Linked DNA regions of Homo sapiens: region 2 is linked to region 1. A link is an interaction called in ENCODE POLR2A ChIA-PET data of the cell type or tissue named here. Cell type or tissue: OCI-LY7. All regions are shown on one strand. Links, peaks and the distances in the headings refer to the core of each region. The heading gives the core; the rest is flanking DNA. Region 1 has its middle 120 kb from the start of PHLDA1-AS1. Region 2 overlaps LOC105369847 (a long non-coding RNA gene).

Region 1 (4,402 bases), core at 257-4,256:
AATTTGTCCTCTATATACACAGCAGTCTTCAATAAACTGCACACATATAACAATAGTTATAATTTGAAAGAGCCTTCGAATATGAACATTCTGGCCTAGAACCTTCCTATCTCCTTCAACCCAGTGGGTTATAATGCTCGGATTTTCAGAAGAGAATCTTTCCCAGGAATTTTAAAACAAAATATACAAAATATATTAGTTTACTAATTGTAATTTTGTCACACACTGACAACCTCTTTAACATCTGGAAAGACTGGGTGTTGTAAATTAGGACTCATTTGTCCTTTGTATACATTATATACACAGATAAATAAAACAAACGCACAGACATAAGGGATGATGGTTAATCTTGCCTCACTAAAAAGCACAATGGCACAGAGCTCTTCACTCTTTCTTCTCCTCCCTCCTCCCTTGAACCAGTGCCCAAACACAATGTATATTACTTAAGAGGTGGTTTGGTCATTCCCTGCCCTGCCCCCACCCCCACTCCCCCAACCCTGCCACCCCAAACCGACATATCATATGAATTTTAACAAAAGGATATTTACGGAATGTTAAATATACTTTATTGGTCAGTGTAATCCATATGTTACTTTGTTTTCATATACACCCTGGGGCAATTAGTTAGCATTTGAAATACAATGTGGGTGGTTTGCACTTGAAAACATTTTTTATTACAAAAATATTGCTAATTTTGAATGTGTGATAATGATTTTAAGATGTGGTTATATTATATTTTAGAGCTTCATACTAATGCATCTGTGGATGATATGATGTGATGTTTGGATTTGCTTCAAAATAAGTCATTGTTTGGGTTGGGTATGAGGGGAGAGGAAGACTAGCTGGATAGAGATGAACAAGATTGGTCTGGGATTGATAATTGTCAAAGGTGGGTGATGGGTTAAGGGCGGTTATTACTGTAGTCTCTAGTTTAGAATATATTTGAGATTTCCATAATTAAACCTATTTTTAAATCATAAAACAATAAAAATAAGTGTATGAAAGAACCTACTTACTGCAAGCACTTTGTTTCTGATTAGCCCTGAAGGATATGGTAATTGGGGTAAAGGATATCAGAAATTATTTTCCTTTTGCTGAAACAACAGCTGTTCATAAAATGTGAATTGGTAGAATATTGTACAGGCATCTCCAATATCACAGGAATAGGATTTAAGAATCTGGCAAAGGTAGTAGACTCCCTTTTGAACTGGTGTTCTAGACCTAGGGTATACTGGGTCTCTTGTCAGGTGCTTAATAGAGGATTTTATCTTGATTCTAACCAGAGGGGAGCTGTACCTGCCTGCTACCAGAATACTGTCTATATTAAGCTGTTTTTGCATTGCTATAAAGAAATACCTGAGATGGGGTAATTTATAAAGAAAAGAGGTTTAATTGCTCACAGTTCTGCAGGCCGTTCAGAAATCATGGCAGCATCTGCTTTTGGAGAGGCCTCAGGTAGCTTTTACTTGTGGTGAAAGGCAAAGTGTGAGCCAGCATCTTATATGGAAAGAATAGGAGAAGATGGGGGGGGTGGGTGGGGATAGTGCTACACATTTTCTAAACAACCAGATCTCATGAGAACTCACTCTGTATAAAGAACCAAGGGGGGATGATTCTCATTCATGAGAACTTTGCCCCATGATCCAACCACCTCCCACCAGGCCCCACCTCCAGCACTGGGAATTACATTTCAATATGATATTTGGGTGGGGCACCCATCCAAACCATATCACTGTCCCATATGCTGCTAGTGAAATTTGCAGGCAACAGTCTTTTCAGAGGCCACAATCGTCAGTGCACTGAGAAGTGCACTGAAGTGTATTGAGTTGAAGAACAAACTCCATGACTCTTGCACCTGCTTGAAAATGAATGTTTGTGTGCTTGCCAGATTTGCTCATATGGCCTATCAGAGAGGTTAATGGAAAGGAGAACGCTAGGCCTCACTACAGACACAGGGAGTTTTAAATAGCCCTTAACTACAGACACAGGGAGTTTTAAATAGCTACTTTGGCTTGGGCTGGGCTCAGAGCGGACACTGGGTGCATCCTCCCACTTCTGTGTTAGGCACAGCATGTCTGCCACAAAGTGAGGGCTCGGGAATACCTGGACAACAGCAGCCCCTCAGGAGTGGTGTCTGTGTAAGCCCAGGGGCAGCACCCTGCTGCAGCCTTCCGCAGTCACCTCTGCTTAGGCCTCCCACAAGTGGGAGGGAGTGGAAGGAAAAAGGAGTGGGCACATTGACAGCATTTTTGATAACACCTGATACTGCCTAGTGACTCACAGAACAATCTGAAGGAAATAGCAATTCTGGAAAGGGGTCCTGAAGTGTGTGGGTAGAAACAAGAGTGAATGAATTGGTGCAATTACTCTTGATCTGACTCCCATGTGTACCCTTAGCTTTATAAGGCTTTGGCAAACTTGTGTTACACAGATTAATATGAGTTTCTTTTCTTTTTTTTTTTTGAGACGGAGTCTCATTTTGTCGCCCAGGCTGGAGTTCAGTGGTGCAATCTTGGTTCACTGCAACCTCTGACTCCTGGGTTCAAGTGATTCTCCTGCCTCCGCCTCCCGAGGAGCTGAGACTACAAGCATGTGCCACCAGGCCTGGCTAATTTTTGCATTTTTAGTAAAGATGGGGTTTCACCATATTGGCCAGGCTGGTCTCGAACTCCTAAGCTCAAATGATCTACCTGCCTTGGCTTCCCAAAGTGCTGGGATTACAGGCATGAGCTACCATGCCTGGCCGAGATGAGTTTCTTATTCATCTGTACATTGTCACTAATTTAAAAAATGTGCGTATGTATTTTATGTAAAGTCATGTATGGCTGAATGATGGGGATACATTCTGAGAAATGCGTCCTTAGGCGATTTTGTGATTGCCAAACATCATAGAGTACACTTTCACAAACCTACAAGGTATAATCTACTACACACTTAGGCTTTATGGTATAGCCTATCACTCCTAGGCTACCAAGCTGTACAGCCTGTGACTATGCTGAATACTGTAGGCAGTTGTAACACAATGGTATTCGTGCATTTAAACATATCAAAACATAAAAAGCATACCTAAAAAGTAAAAATACAGTACAAAAGATAAAAAATGCTATACCTTAGCTGGGCATGGTGGCTCATGCCTGTAATCCCAGCATTTGGGGAGACTGAGGCAGGTGGATCACGAGGTCAGGAGTTCAAGACCAGCCTGGGCAAGATGGTGAAACCCCGTCTCTACTAAAACTACAAAAATTAGCCAGGCGAGGTGACGGGTACCTGTAATCCCAGCTACTCGGGGGGCTGAGGCAGAGAATTGCTTGAAACCGGGAGGCAGAGGTTGCAGTGAGCCGAGATCACGTCATTGCACTCCAGCCTGGGTGACAGAAAGAGACTCCATCTCAAAAAAAAAAAAAAAAAAAAAAAAAAAAGCTACACCTGTATAGGACATGTACTATGAATAAAGCTTGCAGGACTGGAAGTTTCTCTAGGTGAGTTAGTGAGTGGTGAGTGAATGAGTGAATGTGAAAGCCTAGGACATTACTGTACACTACTGTAGATTTTGTAAACACTGTACGCTTAGGCTACACTAAATTTATACAAATATTTTCTTTCTTTAATAATAATTAACCTTAGCTTACTGTAACTTTTTTACTTCATAAACTTAAAAAATTTTTAAAAACCTTTTAACTCTTGAAATAACACTTAAAACACAAACACCTTGTACAGCTGTACAAAGATATTTTCTTTCCTTATATTCTTATTCTATAAGCTTTTTAAAATTTATTTTTACTTTTTAAACTTTTATGTTAAAAAAGAAGACACAAACACACATTAGCCTAGGCCCACACAGGGTCAGGATCATCAGTATCATTGTCTTCCAACCTCCACATCTTGTCCCACTGGGAGGTCTTCATGGGCAATAACACACATGGAGCTGTTATGTCCTATGATAACAATGCCTGCTTCTGAAATATAATACCTCCTAAAGGACCTGCCTTAGGATGTTTTACAGTTAACTTTTTCTTTAAATAAGTAGGAGTATACTCTAAAGTAACCATTAACATATAGTCATTTATTATCTTTATCAGTATTATGTACTGTACATAATTGTATGTGGTATACTTTTTTTTTTTGAGATGGAGTCTTGCTCTGTCATCCAGGCTAGAGTGCAGCGGTGTGATCTTGGCTCACTGTGACCTCTGCCTTCTGGGTTCAAGTGATTCTCTTGCCTTAGCCTCCCGAGTAGCTGGGATTAAGGCACCTGCCACCACGTCTGGCTAATTTTTGCATTTTTAGTAGAGACAGGGTTTCACCATGTTGGCCAGGCTGGTCTCAAACTCCTGACCTCAAGTGATCTGCCTGCCCCAACCTCCCAAAATGCTGAGATTGAAGGTGTGAGCCACCATGCCCA
Region 2 (4,402 bases), core at 328-4,327, 89 kb before region 1:
TCACATGACCACGCTTAGCTGCAAGGGAGTCTCAGCACATGATCCACCCATGCCCAGGTACACGACAAGACCATGAAGTTTGGAGAAAAGCCGGCAGCCTCTGCCTTATTAAGTCACACACCAGCAGTTAGTTCTCCTGCCTTCATGGACAACAGTCTATCACTATACCTGGCTCTACAATCGCTGCTGCCCTTGGACCTCATGGTACAGGCTGACACAAATCCTTTGCTCTTACTGGCCCAGTCTCCTTGCTGCCAAATAAAAATGCCATGTTCACACACTCATATTTTCCCCTACTGGGTTCTCCAGACATTTGCTTCAGATAGAGATTCAGCTAAAATTTGCAGGCCTACTATGTGCCAGTCTATAATCCCATGTCATCTTCACAACAATCTATGAGGTGCGCATCATAATACTCATCTTATGGATGAGGAATCTGAACTCAGTGAGGTTAAGGAATTTACTTACAGTCATAACTTGCTCGCTACTCTCCTCTTTCTTCCAATTCCACAGCATTTAGGATCTTTACCAAATCAGTTAGTACTCAGTCCTCCATGGTTTCATAAGAATATGTTCTACCTCCTCAACAACGATAGAGTTAAAGCTTCTAGGTCAAGCATAGAGCATTTATATAGAGAGTCATGCATCACTTAATGATGCAGATATGTTCTGAGAAATGCTCCATTAGGAGATTTCATCATATGAACATCACAGAATGTACTTACACAAACCTAGATGGCACGGCCTACTACACACTTAGGCCATATGGTACAGCCTATTGCTCTTAGGCTACAAACATGTACAGCATGTTACTGTACTGAATATTATAGGCAATTGAAACACAATGGTATGTACTGGTGTACTAAAGAAAAAACAAGGTATAATAAAAACATGGTATTATCATCTTTCTGCATTGACCAAAATGTCTGTTATTCGGTTCATGGCTGTAGTTTTTTGGGTCTCTTGAAGATTCTTACATGGTGTGGAGGACACCACTGATATATAAGTTTCACTGAACATGAGCTCAGCAAAATTCTTTTTTTTTTTTCTGAGACGGAGTCTTGCTCCGTCGCCCAGGCTGGAGTGCAGTGGCGCGATCTTGGCTCACTGCAACCTCTGCCTCCCAGGTTCAAGCGATTCTCCTGCCTCAACCTCCAGAGTAGCTGGGACTACAGGTGCCCACCATCATGCCCAGCTAATTTTTGTATTTTCAGTAGAGATGGGGTTTCACCATATTGGCCAGGCTGGTCTCGAACCCCTGACCTTGTGATCCACCTGCCTTGGCCTCCCAAAGTGCTGGGATTACAGGTGTGAGCCACCGTGCCCAGCTGAGCTCAGCAAAATTCTGATTGATGAATTTACCAATTGTTCTTCCCTACTCAGGTGTTAGTCTTCGTTCAGGCCAAACCAAAAATGCTTCAGACCCTAAGTCACCTACAACCTTCTTTCTTTTTCTTCCTTTTGATGCATGTTGAAAGAAATGCTATTTCTCAAGGAAATGACCCCCCACCCCCCAGACTGATTTCTGACCTCTCATTACATGGCACATTAGTTGGCTGTCAAAAAAGGAAACTTAAGCAGAAATGCCCAGCTGTGATTTCTCTTCTCCAACTTCCCGTGTTTGACGTGAGGTGTATAGGCTGGAAATGCCAGCTCCCTGGCTGCTGAAGGAGAGACTCTGCAGTCTCTCCTTTGTGATTCTTGCAGCTGCTGAAAGATACCATGTCTTCAGTGCCAGAGGATCAACAAAGAAAAACAACTTGGCCTCACATGATAATGACCCCAAGTGGTTGGTCAAGAAAAAGAAGTGGCAATGGTGAGTTTTATTGCTTTTGTTGTGTTTCATCTCTCTTTGTGGATTTTTATTGTGATTATTTAAAGATATTTATAATAAAATAAACAGTTACAAATGTTAGGGGGATTGTGTTGCACTGGGGTTCTCTCTCACAGCTGCAAGTGTTGCCTCCTACATGTTGTTAATTTAGAGGTAATCAGGTTTGCATTTGCAGCTGTGCAGCATATGTTTTTCTAAAACAGTCATGGCCATGGGCACCAGAATAATTAAGACTGGAAAAAATGCCAGGAAGCATTTTTTTCTTCCTCTGATAAACTGATAATGCCTTTCTTTTAATTCTTGTTTTGTATGGCTTTATCATTAAAGAGAGTAAAGTAAACCACCTGCTATGTGTCTGAGCTAGTCGCTTTTCATAAATGTTATTACATTTAAATATACTATCTTGGTTTTTTTTTTTTAATGGTTTAATTTTATTAGTGGAGAGAGCAGCTAAGGCCTTTTGGTAGGAGACAGTAATACCATGTCAGACACAGTAGAACATACAGTGTTATAGCTGGAATGTTACATCAGGGAAAAAGCTGATTAGATATTGCTGGTTGGAAGTTGCTATTTTTTTTCCAATTTCAATTGAATTCTAAATCATTCTTAGATTACTCTGATAGAAAATTCCTTATTGCCATAATCTGATTTCTGAGTCAAATGCAAAAACTGTCTTTACTTTTTGGATAATCTTGTAGAATGAACAGATTATACATTTCTTTGAAGAATTTGAACTGAGTTATGATGTATAGATGGGAGATAAACCCGGAACAAGGCTTGCATCAGAGACGTCCTGAACCGTGATGTTCTTTTGGTATCTAAGCATCCCTGTTTCTTTCTCCATGCAATGCAACTTTTTCATTCTCTTGCATTAAGTAAAAATACCAATATAAATAAAATTCGTTTGAAGATTTACCTAGCTAAGTTAACCCTTGTATGCATTTGTATTTATTCAGTAAATAATAAACAATTTTATTTTTATTATTTTTTATTTTCTTTCTTTTTTTTTTTTTTTTTGATGGAGTCTAGCTCTATTGCCTAGGCTGGAGTGCAGTGGCACAATCTCGGCTCACTGCAACCTTCGCCTCCTGCGTTCAAGCAATTCTCCTGCTTCAGCCTCCCAAGTAGCTGGGATTACAGGTGCATGCCACCACACCCAGCTAATTTTTGTATTTTTTAGTAGTGATGGGTTTCGCCATGTTGGCCAGGCTGGTCTTAAACTCCTGACCTCAAGTGATCTACCTGCCTCCCAAAGTCCTGGGATTACAGGCATGAGCCGCCATGCCTGGCTTATTTTCTATTTTTTATGTTAGCATTTCATAAACTTTGTGAATATTATGAGCATGCTGACATGCTAAAAGATGGTCTACTTCAGGGGTTGGCAGACAACAGCCCTGAGCCAAATCATGATGTCCCCTGCCCATTCATTTACTTGTCTATGGATTCTTCTACACTACAATGGCAGGGGCGAACAGTTGTAATAGACAGGGCTGGCTTCACAGGCGTGAGACCTGTATGGTCATAGAAAGCCCCAGCCTTTAGAATGATCTCCTGCTTGGTTTAACGCTCAGCTGCAACTATCTTGCAGATATTAATAATTTTTAAAAAGGGGACTCTGCATTTTTATTTTACACTGGGCCTTACAAATTATATAACTGGTCCTGGTGACAGAGACTGCAAAGCCTAAAATTCTTTAGACCTATAAAACCTAATATATTTACTGTCTGGCCCTTTACAGAAAAAGTTTGCTGACCTCTGACTTAGTTGATCTTCTATTTTCTTCTATATGTAATTATTTAAATTAGTTAATGAGTTAAGAATTACCTGGAGAGAATGATGAAAATGTAAATACTTGGTCCCCACACCCAGAGATTCTGATTCAACAGAGGTCTTGTGTGTGACTCAGGGATCTACATTTTTAAAAAGCCGAATAATGGTTTTTTATTCAGTTGCTCCTTGGTAGCACCTGGATGAAAGCTGGTGGGCCCTCCCTGCCTTGTGTTTGGAGTGTCCCAGTAGAGTCTTAGGACTTCCTTGCCACTACTCCCTCCCTTTTCCAATCCATTTTTTATACAGTACAGGCATACCTCGTTTTATTGTACTTTACCACACTTTGCAGATATCACATTTTTTGCAAACTGAAGGTTTGTGGAGATCCTGTGTCAAGCAAGTCTGTACCATTTTTCCAATAAGCAGGTGCTCACTTCGTGCTTCTATTTCAGTAATTTTCACAATATTTCAAATGTTAAAAATTAGTATTATATCTGTTATGGTGATCTGTGATCAGTGATCTTTGATGTTACCACTGTAATTGTTTTGAGGCACCAAGAACCACACCCGAAACTTTATTGTTAAATGTTGTGTGTGTTCTGACTGCTCCACCAACCCGCTGTTGCCCCATCTCTCTCTCCTCAGGCCTTACTATTCCCCGAGACACTAAAATATTGAAATTAGGCCACTTAATAACATACAATGTCCTCTAAGTGTTCAAGTGAAAGGAAAAGTCTCATGTCTCATTTTAAATCAAAAGCTGGAAATGATTACACTTAGTAAGAAAGATATGTCAAA

What was found. Peaks named below come from ENCODE experiments on the same cell type or tissue, not always from the same donor. Only the 100,000 strongest peaks of a DNase experiment are listed, where the experiment ranks them.
Region 2: POLR2A ChIA-PET joins it to region 1 with 6 read pairs; 2 of 35 experiments call an interaction of 5 or more read pairs at or near these places.

The regions. Positions count from the first base shown.
Region 1 is chr12:75,911,512-75,915,913 of GRCh38, reverse strand. No RefSeq gene overlaps it. Among named protein-coding and RNA genes, the nearest start is that of PHLDA1-AS1, 120 kb to the left of the region's middle. In OCI-LY7, for the core only: no CTCF peak of the experiment used is centred there; a DNase peak (open chromatin) is centred at 1,903.
Region 2 is chr12:76,000,728-76,005,129 of GRCh38, reverse strand. LOC105369847 (a long non-coding RNA gene) reads left to right here. Exons shown (of 4, transcript XR_945110.4): 3 at 1,708-1,816; 4 at 2,533-2,758. Among named protein-coding and RNA genes, the nearest start is that of PHLDA1-AS1, 28 kb to the left of the region's middle. In OCI-LY7, for the core only: no CTCF peak of the experiment used is centred there; no DNase peak of the experiment used is centred there.